2 separate regions of the Mus musculus genome follow, and region 2 is linked to region 1. A link is a loop called in an ENCODE intact Hi-C map of the cell type or tissue named here. Cell type or tissue: heart. All regions are shown on one strand.

Region 1 (8,000 bases):
ACCACCCGTAGTAATGAGATCTGATGGCCTCTTCTGGTGTGTCTGAAGTCAGCTACGGTGTACTTATGTATAATAATAAATAAATCTTAAAAAAAAGATTTATTTATGTCGGGCAGTGGTGACACATGCCTTTAATCCCAGCACTTGAGAGGCAGAGGCAGGTGGATTTCAGGACAGCCAGGGTGACACAGAAAGGAAGGAAGGAAGAAAGAGAGAGAGAGAGAGAGAGAGAGGGAGGGAGGGAGGGAGGGAGGGAGGGAGGAAGGAAGGAAGGAAGGAAGGAAGGAAGGAAGGAAGGAAGGAAGATTTATTTAACGTATGTGAATATCCTATAGCTGTCTTCAGACACACCAGAAGAGGGCATCAGATCTCATTACAGATGGCTGTGAGCCACCATGTGGTTGCTGGGAATTGAACTCAGGACCTCTGCAAGAGCAGTCAGTGCTCTTAACTGCTGAACTCTTTCTCTCTAGTCCAGAAAAAAAAAACAAACAAACAAACAAAAAAAAAACAACTTTGTCACAAGAATCTAGGTCTATAGAGATTGCTTAACATTTTGACATTTTCTTTGTGGATTTTGGTTTTATATATATATATATATATATATATATATATATATATATATATATATGAGTATTTTTGCCTTCATGTATGTCTGCAAACCACATGTGCCACAGCAGCCAGAAGAGGGAGTCAGCACCCCTGGAGCTGGAGTTACAGTGTGTTGTGAGCTGTGGGTGCTAGGAACCAAACCTGGGTCCTCTGTAACTGCAGACAGTGCTCTTACGCCCTGAGCCATCTCTCTATCCCTTGAGCATTTTGTTTAACTTAAACTTTTCCAGTGCCTGTTAGAGCACATGTGTTCTCTGGGGTGGGTACTGTACTGGTTACTGGTTTGATTGCTGGGACAAAGTGCCTGACAGAGCATCATTTACCTTACACTTGCATGATTGGTAGAAACAGGGGAAACAGAGGTCACTGGGAGACCAGGGACAGATGCCACCTGCTAGCCCTATCACTGTGGCCCTGCCTCTGCCAGGAGCAGCCAAGGACTGAGTGCCCAGACACATGATCCTATGGAAGGGCATTTCACATTCAAACCAGATCAGATACTGTGTGTAATAAGGTGTAATCTACTTCCTTCAAAGTTACTATAGGGCTGATGGTGTGGCTTGGTGGTGGACCACTGAACTGGTATAATGAGATTCTGGCTAGAGCTCAGTATATATTACAGAAAGAGAAGAGGAGTGGGGGGGGGGGGGACTTCATTTCATCAAATCTAAGCTGTCATTCGTATAAAATATAACATACCACCAGGAAATAAAATCCTCTCTGTTAAATACACATTTTTCAGACATGAAATTTTAAGACACATAAATCCAGAGATGTCATATACGAAATTTCATGCCCTGTAAAATACACAGTAACTATAACCCTTTGAATTTAGGGTCTCCTAATGTCAAAGAATTATAAAGCACACAAGAGCAGTGACAGCTGGAAGCCACACGCACCTGTGTCTGAGCCTTCCTAAAGTCAGTAGCATCTTCTCTGAGTCTCAGAGACATCTTGTCATAAAGAAGACCAAAGCCACAAGGCTGCACCCTGCTCTCTGCCACCCATGGGCAGGAGTCCCTGGACCTGCTGCCCTCAAGGACTGTTCAGACAGATTCCATGAGATGGCATAAAGATCTTAGGAAAGAATCTAAAAAAACAACCCCTGAAAACTCAGTAATATAAACATTATTATTATTCCTCTAAAACCAGTGTCTCTGATTTTAGTTTAATTAATTTTATAGTTTACAGAAATATTTTTAAAGATCTGCTTTTTTCGTTTTGTTTTTTGTGTATGCGTGTATGTTTGTGTGAGTCTATGCCACATGTGTGCAGGAGACCAAAAGAAAGGGGTCAAATCCCCTGGCCTGGAGCCACCTGATGCGGGTACTGGGCACCGAACTCAAGTTTGCTGGGAAAGTACCAGTATCCGTCTTTCCAGCCCTACAGAAATACTTTAAAAAACAATCATATTCTGCTGTCTTTCCCAGCCTGTTTATCCCACTACCTTTTTGCAGTAGAGTCAATAAACTAAATTTTCCTTTTTGCAATATTTTTAACTTAAAATGTCTTTGAGAACATGAGTGCCCCATTTACACCGTGTCCTGTCCTCCTCTGAACCTCTTCTTAAAAACAGCCTGTACCCACATAAAATGTAGCCTCTACCCTCTAACCACGCCCCTACTCCTTTCTAGTTAGAATGCAATTTAAGGGGGAGGGGTGCTCTTGAAATGTAGGATTTTAAGGGAGGGGGAAATCATTTCCCATCTCTGACTTAATTTTGGTGCATAACTGAGTTTCAGTCAGCTGCACCCCAGCTACCTCACGGGACCCCGTGTCTGTCTGATCACGTGATGAGTTGTGAAGCCCCACGTGACGGATGTGTTAATTCACAGCCAATGCCTCTTTTTCTCATTCGCTCGTCTCCCGGGCACGTGATACTTGGCTCCCTTCCACCACTGGTCCTTAACAAAAATGAGATGTGCTTGCTTTGCAGGGGGAATGCAAGATTACAACTACATCTGGGCCCAGTGCTTTGAAATTACCCTGGAGCTGTCGTGCTGTAAATATCCTCGCGAGGAGAAGCTGCCGCTCTTTTGGAACGATAACAAAGCCTCTTTGATCGAATATATAAAACAGGTGCACCTAGGTTTGTGTCCTATATCTTCTTGTTAACACTCACAGCGTGGGTAGAACCTTTGCGTCGAGCATATACAAAACCTCCTCCGGGGACTTGGGGCTGGACCTGGTTTTCTATGCCAGGACTAAGGGTTTGAATTCTCAACGTGTTATCTACAGTGTGTGAGAGATGCTAGGCTTAGCTGTTCGTTCGTAAGAGAGGATGAGTCACTTGTTTTGAGGGCGTAAAAGCCCAGAGTTCCCCCAATTTTACATATGGAATGATATGCAAATCTGGCAAAAAGATCAGGAAAACCGGATGTACTCTTGCAACATCTTCAATCAGAAGCCTAGTTGTAGCCCGCTGCGTGGCTCTGCAGGTAAATGCGCCTGCGCCAAGCCTGGTGCCCTCCGTTCATCCTGGGAGCCCACAGGGTGGAAGGAGAGACCTGACTACTGTCCTCTGACCTCCAAACTCTTATGCCATAGAGCACGGGGGCCTCCCCAAGACAATAAATATGTAAATAAGCAAATGTAAAAATTTGAAAATAAAACCGAGTGCTGCCGGCACCTTTATAACATTACAAACATATCATTGGCTCCCTCCACCTTACGTAATCACCGTGCTGGGTCCTTGGTTGTTATTCTGACATTTCAGTTTCCGCTGGCCTTTTCCCGTGAGTCCTGGAATAACTGAACCATCATCCATTAAGGCTCTCCCGATACTGATTCTTTAGTAAGTCACTCTGAATTCTTTTGTGAAGTCACCCTTCGTCACTATCATCAAGGAGGTGTAACAAGACATGAATATGTCTCTGCCCCTCGCTGCCCTCTCTGTCGCCTTTTAATCTAGCCATCGGGATGATGGGATGATCCACAGAGCGCTGAATCAGGGCCAGCTTCGCATGCCATGTTTAATACGGTATTAGTGTGCAGAAGCTGTGCAGCCCGATAAATAATAAGTAATAAATAATAGCATAAGCATCGTTGGCAATGGTATATTGAGTTTATGAGTCCATTTAATTAGGCCGTATCAAGAATATTTTTCCACCCGCCTGTCCCTGTAATCTGCTGAGAACTCAGATAACAGTAGGTTTATTAGCACGTCAATCCTGCCCCCTTGTGGTTTAAGACAGGAATATTTTTTTCTGACTTTAAAAAAAAAAAAAGAAACTATTTCAAAATACTGATGTGGTTGTTGCTACTTATTAGAAAGTCTTGCTCCACATTAGTGCCCTGCCTGCTGTCAGAGAGAACTGTCTCTGTAGGTGATGATGTCAGAGAGAACTGTCTCTGTAGGTGATGATGTCAGAGAGAACTGTCTGTAGGTGATGATGTCAGAGAGAACTGTCTCTGTAGGTGATGATGTCAGAGAGAACTGTCTCTGTAGGTGATGATGTCAGAGAGAACTGTCTCTGTAGGTGATGATGTCAGAGAGAACTGTCTGTAGGTGATGATGTTAGAGAGAACTGTCTGTAGGTGATGATGTCAGAGAGAACTGTCTGTAGGTGATGAGGGCAAATGCTCCTATATAGACACTCCCTGGTCTCTGCCACGCTGTTCATTCATTGAAAGAGTTCACCAAGTGCTAGGAAGTTTGTGTGTCTAAGATGGTGACTCATCTGAAAGGCTCAGACCTGCCCTCTGTGGGAAAGAGAAACCTCTGATGTAGCACGCGGGCCTTTCTTTGCCTGAAGGACAGAAGCCGGTGTAGGCGTCAAGCTCTTAGGCTGGTGTCCTGTTTTGAAAGCTCACAAAAGTGTTAAACGTCAGTATGATCGGAAGTTGGAGTAAGAGTTCTGCCCTGCTGCACGCCAGCCTGCTCTATGGCTCCGGAGGGGCTACTGGGACTCACAGAAGAATTCAGTCTAAACTTGGGCTCTGTAGTATTATGGGCTGTGTTAGAGGATGTTCTCAGTGTGCGTTGGAAAGAGGATCTTTAGATTCTGAGGCCCAGGTAGCTTGTCTCATCTCTAGGAAGCAAAGCACAAAGGTTTCAGTGCCGCCCCTGCTTTCCCCGCTCTCTAAGGCGGATCTCAGCCTTGAGGCTGAGGGCTCACCACCCTCAGATACCTAAGCAAACTGGCCTAAGAAACTGGGTGGGAAGCCAGGCAGGGGTGGCTCATGTCTTTAATCCCAGCACTTGGGAGACAGAGGCAGGTAGATTTCTGAGTTCGTTTCCAATACTGGCTTTTTCTCTCCTGCTATAGCAGCTCTTTCTGAGCCTGTGGGTCAACTGGTCTCTTTTTAGTGTCTGACTTCAACCCCTGAATACACGTAAGGACAAATATCAATGAGACTTTGAACAAAAAAGATAAAAGGAGGGGAAAAAATGACAGGGAGATAATTTTGCAGAGTTGACCTCCGTAGATAAAGTGGAGAGGAAACTTCGCCTTTGATAACCCACTCCAGAGCAAAGGAGCCAGGAATTGAACCCGAAAGGCACCAGGGGGCCATCTAGGTCAGGGGTTGTGTAATAGTTGAGATAGAGACTCTTGTGTGAGGTGAGATAACGCTACTTTGTTACTAATATCAAAACCTTCACCTTTCCTCTCAGTCTTTGTCAGAGGACACTATTTATCATGTGCCTGGTGTTTTTCTTTCATGATGAATAATGGCTGAGTGTAGCTATTTGGACATTGTTACCATTGGGTTTTGGTTTGGTTTGGGTTTTTTTTTCATTCGTGTCATTGGGCATAAATAAGTTACCTTCAGATAGTCCAGTTTGTCACTGGAGGGAACAAATTGGAATTGTGACTGATGCAGTTTAGGGGAGAGCATTTCTTGGGATGTAGGAAGCCCTAGGTTCAATCCCCAGCGCTGTGAACATTGAAGTCTTGAAGTGGGCAAGTCTAATACAATGCTTTAGTGTGGATTCCAGAGACTGCCTCCATGGATCTCAAATCTGGCTATGTAGTTGGCTGAAAAATTAAGGTTATTTAAGGCATGGATTTGACCTTGACCCATCAAAAAGGGGGAGGAGGAAGAGGAGGAGGAGGAAGAGAAGAGAAGAAGAAAGTTATTTTAGTCACCCAAAGCCTTATCCTTCACATTTGCAATCGTTTATTTTGTTTTGCAGTCTTGGGGACTGAACCCAGGAACCCAGGGCTGTGTTTATGGTGCTTAGTGCTAAACAGTAATTCTACCACTTAGTGCCACCTCCGCCCTATGAAACTCTGATAACATTGTCATCTTGTAGAGTTGATGTAAAGATTCATTGAGAACATACACCCAAAGCCCTCAGTATACAGACTGGAACATATTAATTGCTCAATAAACATTGGCTGCTTTTGCTAATAATAAGACATGTAACACTGTTGTTATAATTTTGCTCCCCACTTAGCTTGTCTAGTGTGAAGACAAACCTTTGAAACCCTTATATATTGACAACTGTCTTTTAAGTTAATCATTTTTGTTCAGGTTTCTAAGGAATCCACCATCATCATGCGTTCAGTACAGTTTAATGATCAAATAAACAACCCGGAAGTAACAGGAAGGGATTATTCATTTCTGACCTTCCATTTTGATATACACTGAATAGCCTATAGCCAGCAATTTTGGCTATAAATCAGGCTTGTAGCTCAACTGTGGTCTACAGGCATCAAAATGACCCTCCTTTCGTGAGCGCTGTTAAGGCAGGTAATACAAGGGGTGTGTTTCTTAAATCCATAAAGGAAATGTCTTTCATGTGCCGTAAAACGTGTTATTTAGTTGTAAATCTTGTAAATTGTATTATTATTGTGCCAGGACACATGAGAAGGACAGGGGACAGCCTTTTAGGGAGTCTCTTCTCTCCTTCCACTGTGGACTCTAAGGATCGAACCTAGATCCTCGGACTTCCAGAACTGTCTCACTGACTGGAAATATGGCATGTATATTTCATTTTCTTTGTGCCTTGCAGGGGTAAAGGGTCAAGTGTTCGATCAGAGTGGAGCTCCATTACCGAATGTAATCGTGGAAGTCCAAGACAGAAAGCATATCTGCCCGTTTAGAACCAACAAGCTTGGAGAATACTATCTGCTTCTGCTGCCCGGGTCCTACGTGATCAATGTAAGTGAGCAAAGCCCGGTATTTTATAAAATGCACAGTGCCCACCTGGGGTGGCCAACGCTAAGTGGGAAATCTAACCATGAGGACAGCAAGGCTTGGAAGGCAAGGTTAACATCAGGCCTGCAATAGGAGAGGAGTGGAAGGCAGAAACAAACCAATGAGGGGGAATCACATATAGTCTCGCAGTGATGGTGTTGCGCCAGGGAAATGTTAGTGATCCCCCAAAACACACACAGGAGCCAATCTGGTGCAACTCACCAGGGTCTTTATTCTGTTCGAACAACCCTCCCGCCCATCCCCCAACGCACCACCATTACGCAGGGCAGGACAGTTTTGGTGGTGGTGGTGGGGAGCCCAGAATGTCTATGGGTCAAGGCTTTATAGTAAGCAGCAAGCAGGGAGTACATGTGCAAGCATCTCATTGGAAAGCTCCTGTGGCCTTTAACATGATTGGCTGGTGCTGGGAGTCTATCATAGACTTAACTTCTGCTCCCCTCTGCATTGGTGGTCGTTAGGCAGAGGGTAGGCTTGTAACTTGGGGGTGCAGATTTGTTGGGGAAATAGCCTGGAGACACTGGTCCTGTTGAGGGTGTAACCTGGAAACTCTGCTCTTGTTGGGGATTAGACTAGAGACGGGAGCTAGGCTCAGGTTCTGTTGGGGGGCAACTTGGAAACTAATGCTATTAGATACCAGCCTGTTGGTCTACCTGAGTTCACACTTAGGTCAGGTTTTCTAAAATGGAGTCTGAATTTCAAAGCTTTGGCATCTCAGTGGCATGTGCCTTTGACCCCAGCACTCGGGAGGCGGAGGCAGGCAGATCTGAGTTCAAGGCCAGCCTGGTCTACAGAGTTAGTTCCAGGACAGCCAGGGCTATACAGAGAAACACTGTCTCCGGGAGGAAAGTCATATGTTTTCCTAACCAAGCACCTACCATGTTTTCTCAATTATGTACGCATCTGTGGGCTATAGCACACTTGGAGAAGTTGGTAAGCAGCTTTGAGGGCAGTTTGCTCCTTCCAGCATACATTCTAGAGACTGAATCATGTCGGGCTTGCTGGGCAAGCGCTTTCACCCAGTGAACCATCCCCAGCTCAAGACGGCTATTCTAACGCGTACACACACACACACACACACACACACACACACACACACACACACGGATAACCTAATCAATCAGCCCAGGAGGAAGCCAGTGTAAGCCAAGGTGCCTTACAGGTAGCCCTGCCAGAGAAGTCAGGGCAGCTAAGCAGACACCACATGGTAGGAGCGAAAGAGGGGG
Region 2 (8,000 bases), 49 kb before region 1:
TTCAACCCTAGTACGATTGGCATTTCCAGCTGGATGGTTCTTTGCTGAGGCTGGCAATGCTGTTTACCATAGAGCAGCTCTTCTCAACCTTTGGGCCACAACCCCTTTGGGGGTGTCGAGCAATCCTTACACAGGGCTCATCTAAGACTGACCGTTGGGATACACAGGTATTTACATTGCAATTAATGACAGCAACAAAATGACAGTTATGAAGTAGCAACAAAATAATTTTATGGTTGGGGTCACCCCAACACGAGGAACTGCATTAAAGGGTCAAAACATCAGGAAGGTTGAAGCACTGCTAGAGAGTCTTTAGCAGCAACCCCTCCATGCCCACGGCCTCAGGGTTAGATGCCAGGAACACTTACCCCAAATCATAAGCATCAAAAATGGCTCCAGGTACTGTGAAGGAAATAATGCCCCTGAGAGTCGCTGATGCTGCTTGTGTTAAACGGTTAGGTATTATTCACTGTTTCCTGACTCGAAAACAACACTGATTTGGAAACTCTAAGGTTCACAGTAAATCCGACACATTTTAAAATTCCCTTTAGAGTAGAAGTGGCTCACTGGAGACTTTGTTGTCTTTTCTCTGGCAGCCCCCTCCCCCACACCTACCCACCCCCTCCCCCCCCCAAGTCTCCCCCGCCCCCTCCCCCCCCCCCCCACACAAGTATAACTGTTTACTGAAAGAACATACACACCCTGTCTCCAGGTCCTATCCATTTGCTGGCAATTGCCAATCTTTTTAAAATCCTGCCCACTGATTGGCAGAACAAAGCATTACCTTTCCCTTTAAATATGTAACTCTTTGCTAGCCTCATTGGTAACATTCACTCTGTTTACTGGCTGTTTGCATTGCTGCTTTAGGACTTGCCTATTAAAGTCTAGTTGCCCACTCTTGATTTTGTAAGAGCTGTTAGTTCTGTCTTCTGGTATGTCAACGAGCCTTTGTTGCTATGAGAAAACATCTGAGAAAAACAACTTATAGGTAGAAAGATTTATTTGGGTTCAAAGGTTCAAAGGTTTCAGTTCATAGACTCTGTGGTGAGGCCGATCACCATGGGAACAGAACAGAACAAAGCCACTCACCTCTTTAGAGGCAGGAGGTGGAGAGTGAGCAGAAAGGCTAGAAACAAGATACATCCTCGAAAGTCATTTGCCCAGTGACCTACTTCCTCCTCCTCTACCAGGTTATCATCATTTCCAAATAGTGCCACAAATTATTCACAAACAATGGGTCGGTCCATTACTGAGGTCAGTCATCATGATCCCAGCAGCGTTCCAAAGCCCCATCTCTAAATACTGCTACACACAGAAGCCTTCAACACAGGAGCCTCTGCGGACATTCATAAGCAAACCGTATCGCCTTACTTGTCTTTTTTTTTTCTTGTAAACTTTATACCAGATTTACTCATACAGAATCCATATGCCAAGTTGTCAACCATTAGACTTCCGGTACTTTAATCGTTTCATCATAAGAAAAGTTGCCTTGATTGGTCTTCATGTGGGTCCCCTAACAATTGGAGCAGGGGTGGGGGAGCTGTCTATCGCTCTGTTGCCTGCTACTGGATCCCCTTCCCCTAACTGGACTACCTGGTTAGGCCTCAGTGGGAAAGGATGTGCTAAGTCCTGCTACTACTGGATGTCTCAGAGAAGGGTGGTACTGAAGGTGTGGGGGAGGGGGGCTTCCCCTCCTCAGAAAAGAAGAGAAGAGAAGGGGAGGGAAGGGAAGGGAAGGGAAGGGAAGGGGAGGGGAGGGGAGGGGAAGGGAAGGGAAGGGGAAGGGAAGGAAGGGGAGGGGAGGGGAGGGGAGGGGAAGGGAAGGGAAGGGAAGAGAATAGGTTAAGGGATTTGTAAGGGTGGGACTGTGAAGAGAGGAGGGAGGGGGCTACAATTGGGATGTAAAGTGAATAGATAGATAGATAGATAGATAGATAGATAGATAGATAGATAGATAGATAGATAGATAGATAGATGGGGGGGGGAGAAAAGTTGCCTCTGAAACCATAAATCTGAGTTTTCCCCTCTATCCAGCTTGTTTATTATTCTGCATCCTTCTCTCTCTTCCTCTCTTCCTCTCTTCTCTCTTCCTCTCTCTTCTTCTCTCTTCCTCTCTCCCTCTCTCTTCCTCTCTCTTCCTCTTTCTTCCTCTCTTCCTCTATTCCTCTCTTCCTCTCTTCCTCTCTTCCTCTCCTCCTCTCTTCCTCTTTTCCTCTTTTCCTCCCCAGCAGTGCATCTCACACCCGAATGTAGGACGGATCTCTGGAACTCTATTAAGGCTTGCAATGGGATGAGAGAACCAGAATTTTTGCATGCTCCAGGTGACATCACTGTCCTTAGATCACACTTAAGGTCACTAGTGCTAAACCTTCAGGACCCCAGCCCTCTGATTCCCTACTCAGTCCTTCTTGCCACATGTCAACCTCCAGGGCAGCAAGTGCAACTTTTTCTCACCCCTTCGTTTTCTCGGAATACCGAATACAGTGGGCAATCCATCTCAGCACTGACAAAGCCACCATCTCCCAGTCTCCAGCCACAGAGCCACTCACTACACTAGTGGCCCTCAACCTTCTCAATGCTGTGACCCCTTGATACAGTTCCTCACATTGTGGTGACTCCCACCCATAAAACTATTTCGTTGCTACCTCCTAACTGTAATTTTGCTACCATTGTGAAATGTAATCTGATAGGAGACCCCTGCGAAAGGGTTGTTCATGGCCAACAGGTTAAGATGTGCTGCTGTGCTCCAGGAAGTGACACCCCTTCCGTTTACTTCTGCAGCAGTCTGTGATCTCTAGTGAGACAATTCTTCATTTCGCTCATCTCCTTCCTGTCCCACATAATAACTGCATAAACTCCGTGGCTGCCCCCCAAGCCACACCCCTCTCCTTTCCTTTCAGCTCTTTCAACCCATGATCAGTGAAAGGAGAAGCTCTCCCAAGCCCATGGTGGCAGTACATTTAGCACAGCAACAGCTATGTCCGAAAATGTAAGCGCTGTGTTAAGGTTTCCCAATCGTCAGAAAATTCTCCTTAAAGACGTATTCATTAAGCTGGGTGTATTTAATAAACACGTCATGGCTCTAACGATGTGCCTACCAACCTTATTCAAGGCGTTAGATTGACTGCCATTTTACATAGTTCTTAGTACGCCTAGCACAGTGAATTCACATAGTCCTGGGGTCAGAGGAAGGACTTACTGCCTGAAATCACAGGAGACCTTGAAGATCCCTCAGACCTCATAACCTTACACCATCTGTATTTGTAAGAGAGGGCAGGCAGTCCTTCACCCCAGGTTCTCCACTGTGTCCCTCCCCACTTAAACCTCTAAAACAGTGGCTCTCAACCTTCCTAATGCTGCAACCCTTTAATACATTTCCCTATTTTGTGCTGACCCCCCGCCTAACCATAAAACCATTTCGTTGTGACTTCATTGTAATTTTGTTACTCTTATGAAACGCAAAGTAAATATCTGTTATTCAGGAAATCCCTGTGAAAGTCCCTATGTCCTCAGGGGGTCTCCACCCACAGGCTGAGAACCTCTGCTTTAAAACATTAATTCTTTTATTAGTCGTATGTAAGGGGCGGGCGGGGGGGGGGGCGCGGTGCAGCAAGGATCACGTTGTGCCTGTTGCCGTCAGAGAACAACTCAGTGGAGTCGGTCTCTCCTTCTACCTTTAGATGGCTTCTGAGACTGCAATTCCGGGAGCCAGATTCGCAGCCCAAGAATCTTAATCCTCTCAGTGATCTCTCCTACCCTCAAGGACCCTTTTAAGAAAAACCCTCTCCTTCTGTACACTGGGAAGAAAATTCCATCCCCTCAATTTGGGATGGTCCCTGCCGTCACTATTTAAAAAGAATCTGTTCAAGATGTGTTATAACAAATCGGTAGTTTTCCGAGTTTGTTTGCCCCAGACCCTTGCAGGAGCCGGTGTTTCTTTAACAGTGTATGTAAATCCATGGGACAGAGAGACTGTGCGTGTGGTGCCCTTTAGAACATGATGGCCCCTTGTCACGAACCCACTTCTCACCAGTCACGATCTGTGTTCTCTTTAATGCAAACACAGGTCACCCCCTCCACCCAGAAAGCAGAATTTTAGGCAGAAGCACCGGAACTGGCCTGAGGACCACGGAGCAGCGACGACAGCAGCTCTGCTTTTGTCCTGCGAGTTGGTCACAAACTCAACTCTGATTCAGTCAAATGCTATCTACTAGACACTTTTGTTGGACATGGTCCTGTACCGCACACTCGGCACACGTAAGGCTCACACACATGTTCTCTCTTGAAAGCTCCCTGGCTTTCTCAGTTGCAGCACAGGGCTGAAAGCCTGGCCCAGCTTGGACTCCAGGTGGCCCGCCCACCGCCCACCGTGGGCACCATCTGCGCAGCGTTCCCGGGACCGCGGTGGCGGAGGGCAGGCCCCACGTCCAACACGGGCTCCGACAGGTCATGCCCCACCGCCCACCAGGCTCGCTCGCTGTCCTCAATACCCTGCAGGGCACGTTGTCCTGGGAGCTAGGGCGGAGATCCCGCCCCACGGGGCGGGAGCGGCGCGGAGCGGGCGTGTTGGTGGGCGTGTCGCCCGGGGCCCGCCCCTCTGTCCGGACTATAACTCCCCCGAGCGCCCAGCGCTCGCCGGCGGGCGGAGACGCGCGCCTGGTACTGGTGAGGTTTGCGGAAGGGTGCTGCTGCGGGGACTCGGGCGGGCTGCGGGGCTCCGGTGGGAACACCTTCACCTGGCTCCTCGGAGGAGGGAGCGTAGAGCTCAGGTGCCCCCGAGGGCGGAGAGGACTCGGGGCTGGCGATGCCCGCGCTTCTCCGTGGCGGACCCAGCTGCTCACTTCTCCTCCATCTCTAGGACATGGACCGCGCGCGCCTGTGGCTGGGGCTTCTGCTGCCCGTGGTGGCCGCCCTGGATTTCCGATATCACCACCAGGAAGGGATGGAGGCGTTCCTAAAGAGCGTGGCTCAGAACTACAGTTCGATCACGCACTTGCACAGCATCGGGAAATCTGTGAGAGGTAGGTGGCTTCCTGCGCACATCCCTAACCCTCAACCCGCGTTCAAAAGTAAGTTGAACGACAGCGTCTGGTCCCCTGTTGGTGAGGCTCTCCAAACGCGCTCCACGCAGGTAAAGCACACCTTGCCCAGTCAGGGGTTTCCTGCTTTTGTTTGTTGTTGTTTGTTGGTTGATTTTTTGTTTTTATTTTTGTTTTGTTTTTTCAATTTTGTTACATCAGGAGAGCGGTAAGAGGAACTGTATATATATATTGTCGTTTCTCTACAGAGAGTCATTGTCGCTTAGTCCTCTGTTTTATTGCCGTTGGGGATCGGGAAGTAATTATCTGAGAGGTGTATCTTCGTTCCTTTTCAGGGTAAACATCTTCCTCAGTTTCCCTTTTTGTTGGCTTCCTTGCATACTGATTGTGACTGTTAACTACGGATTCCTCAGGTCATTTTAAAACTAGACAGTGCCATACTTTTGTCGAGTTCTACACATATGTGATTAACCCGATAGCTTAAAGTTATGAGAAAATGTAGGTCTATGTCTAAAGGCTGTTTTTGAAGGATACACCTGCTTGGTAGTAAGTCACAACGAATGATCTCCTTAGCATTTGCAAATGTATCACTTAGTCTGCTTTACTTTTGAAACTATATATTCTTAGTGGAGAGAGTAGATGGGGATCCAAGAAGTTAAGAATTTTGGTCGAGTTACCTAGATGGCGATTCTATCCATCCATCCATCTAGCTAGCTAGCTCCTGGAGATAAAACTCAAGACCTCATTTGTGTTCCGCATTGTATCGTTAACCTAACCTGCTAGCCATAGAGGGTGAAGTTTTAGCCAGGACCTGCACCTGATCATTTTGGGTGGGGCAAATAAATTTAGCAGCTAGCATCATCTCCTAATCTTTTGTTACTACGCTGATTCTCACAAAAGTGGTTACCAGAAAACTTAATGCCTGGAATGAAAGAGCCCTGAAGTTCATGCAGTTTGGCTCAGCTGTGGAAGTTGTGTTCAAAAGTTCTGACCTGCAGTTTAGCACTGATCTCTTGACTCGACTGGAAGTCTCATAACCACATTACTAAGCAACCAGTCACTTCTCATAACTGTTAATGTCATGGTTCAGTTCTTGTATTACAGAGAAATATTAAAAATGCAATAAAAACAGCTTTGACTGTGTAATAGAAGCTTTATTTTGAAGCAGCATTGCCAGAGTTGGTGTCAGAAATCATCTAAGGGCTGGAGAGATGGCTCAGCGGTTAAGAGCACTGATTGCTCTTCTGAAGGTCCTGAGTTCAAATCCCAGCAACCACATGGTGGCTCATAACCATCTGTAATGGGATCCAACGCCCTCTTCTGGTGTGTCTGAAGAGAGCAATGGTGTACTCATATACATTTAATGAATAAATCTTAAAAAAAAAAGGAAATAATCTGAAATCCTCTGATCACCACAAACCCCAAGTATGGAGGTTAGTTATATGGAAAGTTATATCTTGAATCAGCATCTAGATTGAGTCTCTTAAAATAATTTATCCAAGGGCTAGAGTAGAGCAAATTTAAAGGATCTAAGAAGCCAGGCAGTGGTGGTGCCTGCCTTTAATCCCAACACTTGGGATTTCTGAGTTCGAGGCCAGCCTGATCTACAGAGTGAGTTCCAGGACAGCCAGGGCTATACAGAGAAACCCTGTCTCGAAAGAAACAAACAGAAAAAGAAGGTCTAAGAATACTAATTAATATAAAAGAAATGTACATCGCAACTAACTTGCTGTTATTGTTCAATCATTTTGTAACTACCAAGGTGATGGGATGCTGTTAGTCCAAGTACCACAGGACTCGTGTGCTTTTGTGTTTTCAAACACAAGGTTCTTAGGACAGATGTATGAGACTGTCCGCCTGCGAGCCGCCTGCTCACCTGAACTCAAACCTCGGGAAGAGTGAATGGAAGCCAGTAGACTTACTTGATCTTTATCTTTAACCTTGTATGCGCTTCAGTGGTTAAAGGATGAAGGGACTGTGGTGTAAGAAATAAAGCTGGCACCAGCAGCCAGATACTTGTGCTGTGTATGCATCTCTAAGTAATTACTTGGATTAGGGGGGAAAAAAATCCCAAATCTACCGTTAGGTTCCAGGGTAGGTCAAACTGTACACCTATGATTGACACCCGGTTGCCAAGGTGTCCCTGAATTTTAGTGTGATCACTGAGGTGTGGTGATTCTTGATGGCGCTCTTTCCCGGACATTTGCCCTCCGGTGTGAGGTATGTGTACTTAGCACATGGGGTTTACCCTGGTTGTCTTTATTTACTTTTTACCGCTATTAATATGGGCAGCCTCACCCGGACGAGGAAATAATGGCTAATTGGGCAAGCGCACCAGTGCACCTTGGGTTTTGTGAGTCTCTGTCATGTTTCCATTACTGCAGTTATGAATTTTACTTCCTTCCCCACTGCACACTACTTTAATATTTATTTTTAGGAAATATGATTTCAGACAGCTGATGAATTCTCTTGGTTTTAGACTCTGATTATGTGTGTTTTGTTAGTCATTCCCCATGTTGGGACGTTGGAATACTTTCTGATTCTGTTATAAATGATGATATAAATCCATCGATACATATCTTACATACATGCATTAGTGTACATGCATGCTTTGTCTACAGAATCCAAAGAGGGCATCATATCTCCCTGGAACTGAGGTTCCAACAATAGCAGCTTCCGCGTGGGTGCTGGGAACTTGATGTGGGTCCTCTAGAGAAGCAGCCAGTGCTCTTAACCAGTGAGCTGTCTTTCCAGCCCTGAACTTTTACTTAAAAAAAAAATTGAAACCTACACATTTGAGCACAAATTTACTTTTAACCTAGATTTAGACATAGTAGATGAGCCATATTTGACTCTAGGTTTTGAAGGCATCCTTAAAACTTGTTGACATGGTGTAGAAAAATCTTAGGTGAAAAACGAGAAAAGCAGTACCAAGTGGACCAGGGCACAATATTCACTGTC

What was found. A loop is a pair of places that touch in the nucleus more often than their neighbours do. Peaks named below come from ENCODE experiments on the same cell type or tissue, not always from the same donor. Only the 100,000 strongest peaks of a DNase experiment are listed, where the experiment ranks them.
Region 2: it touches region 1 in a loop (2.1-fold over the local background); 2 of 42 quality-filtered maps call a loop at or near these places.

Annotation. Positions count from the first base shown.
Region 1 is chr10:117,673,392-117,681,391 of GRCm38, forward strand. Cpm (carboxypeptidase M) reads left to right here. Exons shown (of 9, transcript NM_027468.1): 7 at 2,549-2,701; 8 at 6,572-6,720. Among named protein-coding and RNA genes, the nearest start is that of Gm25709, 15 kb to the left of the region's middle. In heart, a CTCF peak has its summit at 3,794 (motif pointing left); DNase peaks (open chromatin) are centred at 2,470 and 3,186; H3K4me3 peaks cover 1,604 bases; H3K27me3 peaks cover 1,139 bases.
Region 2 is chr10:117,624,863-117,632,862 of GRCm38, forward strand. Cpm (carboxypeptidase M) reads left to right here and starts at 4,638. Exons shown (of 9, transcript NM_027468.1): 1 at 4,638-4,665; 2 at 4,859-5,021. The coding sequence starts at 4,862. In heart, no CTCF peak of the experiment used is centred here; a DNase peak (open chromatin) is centred at 4,579; H3K4me3 peaks cover 1,965 bases; H3K27ac peaks cover 918 bases; H3K27me3 peaks cover 5,066 bases.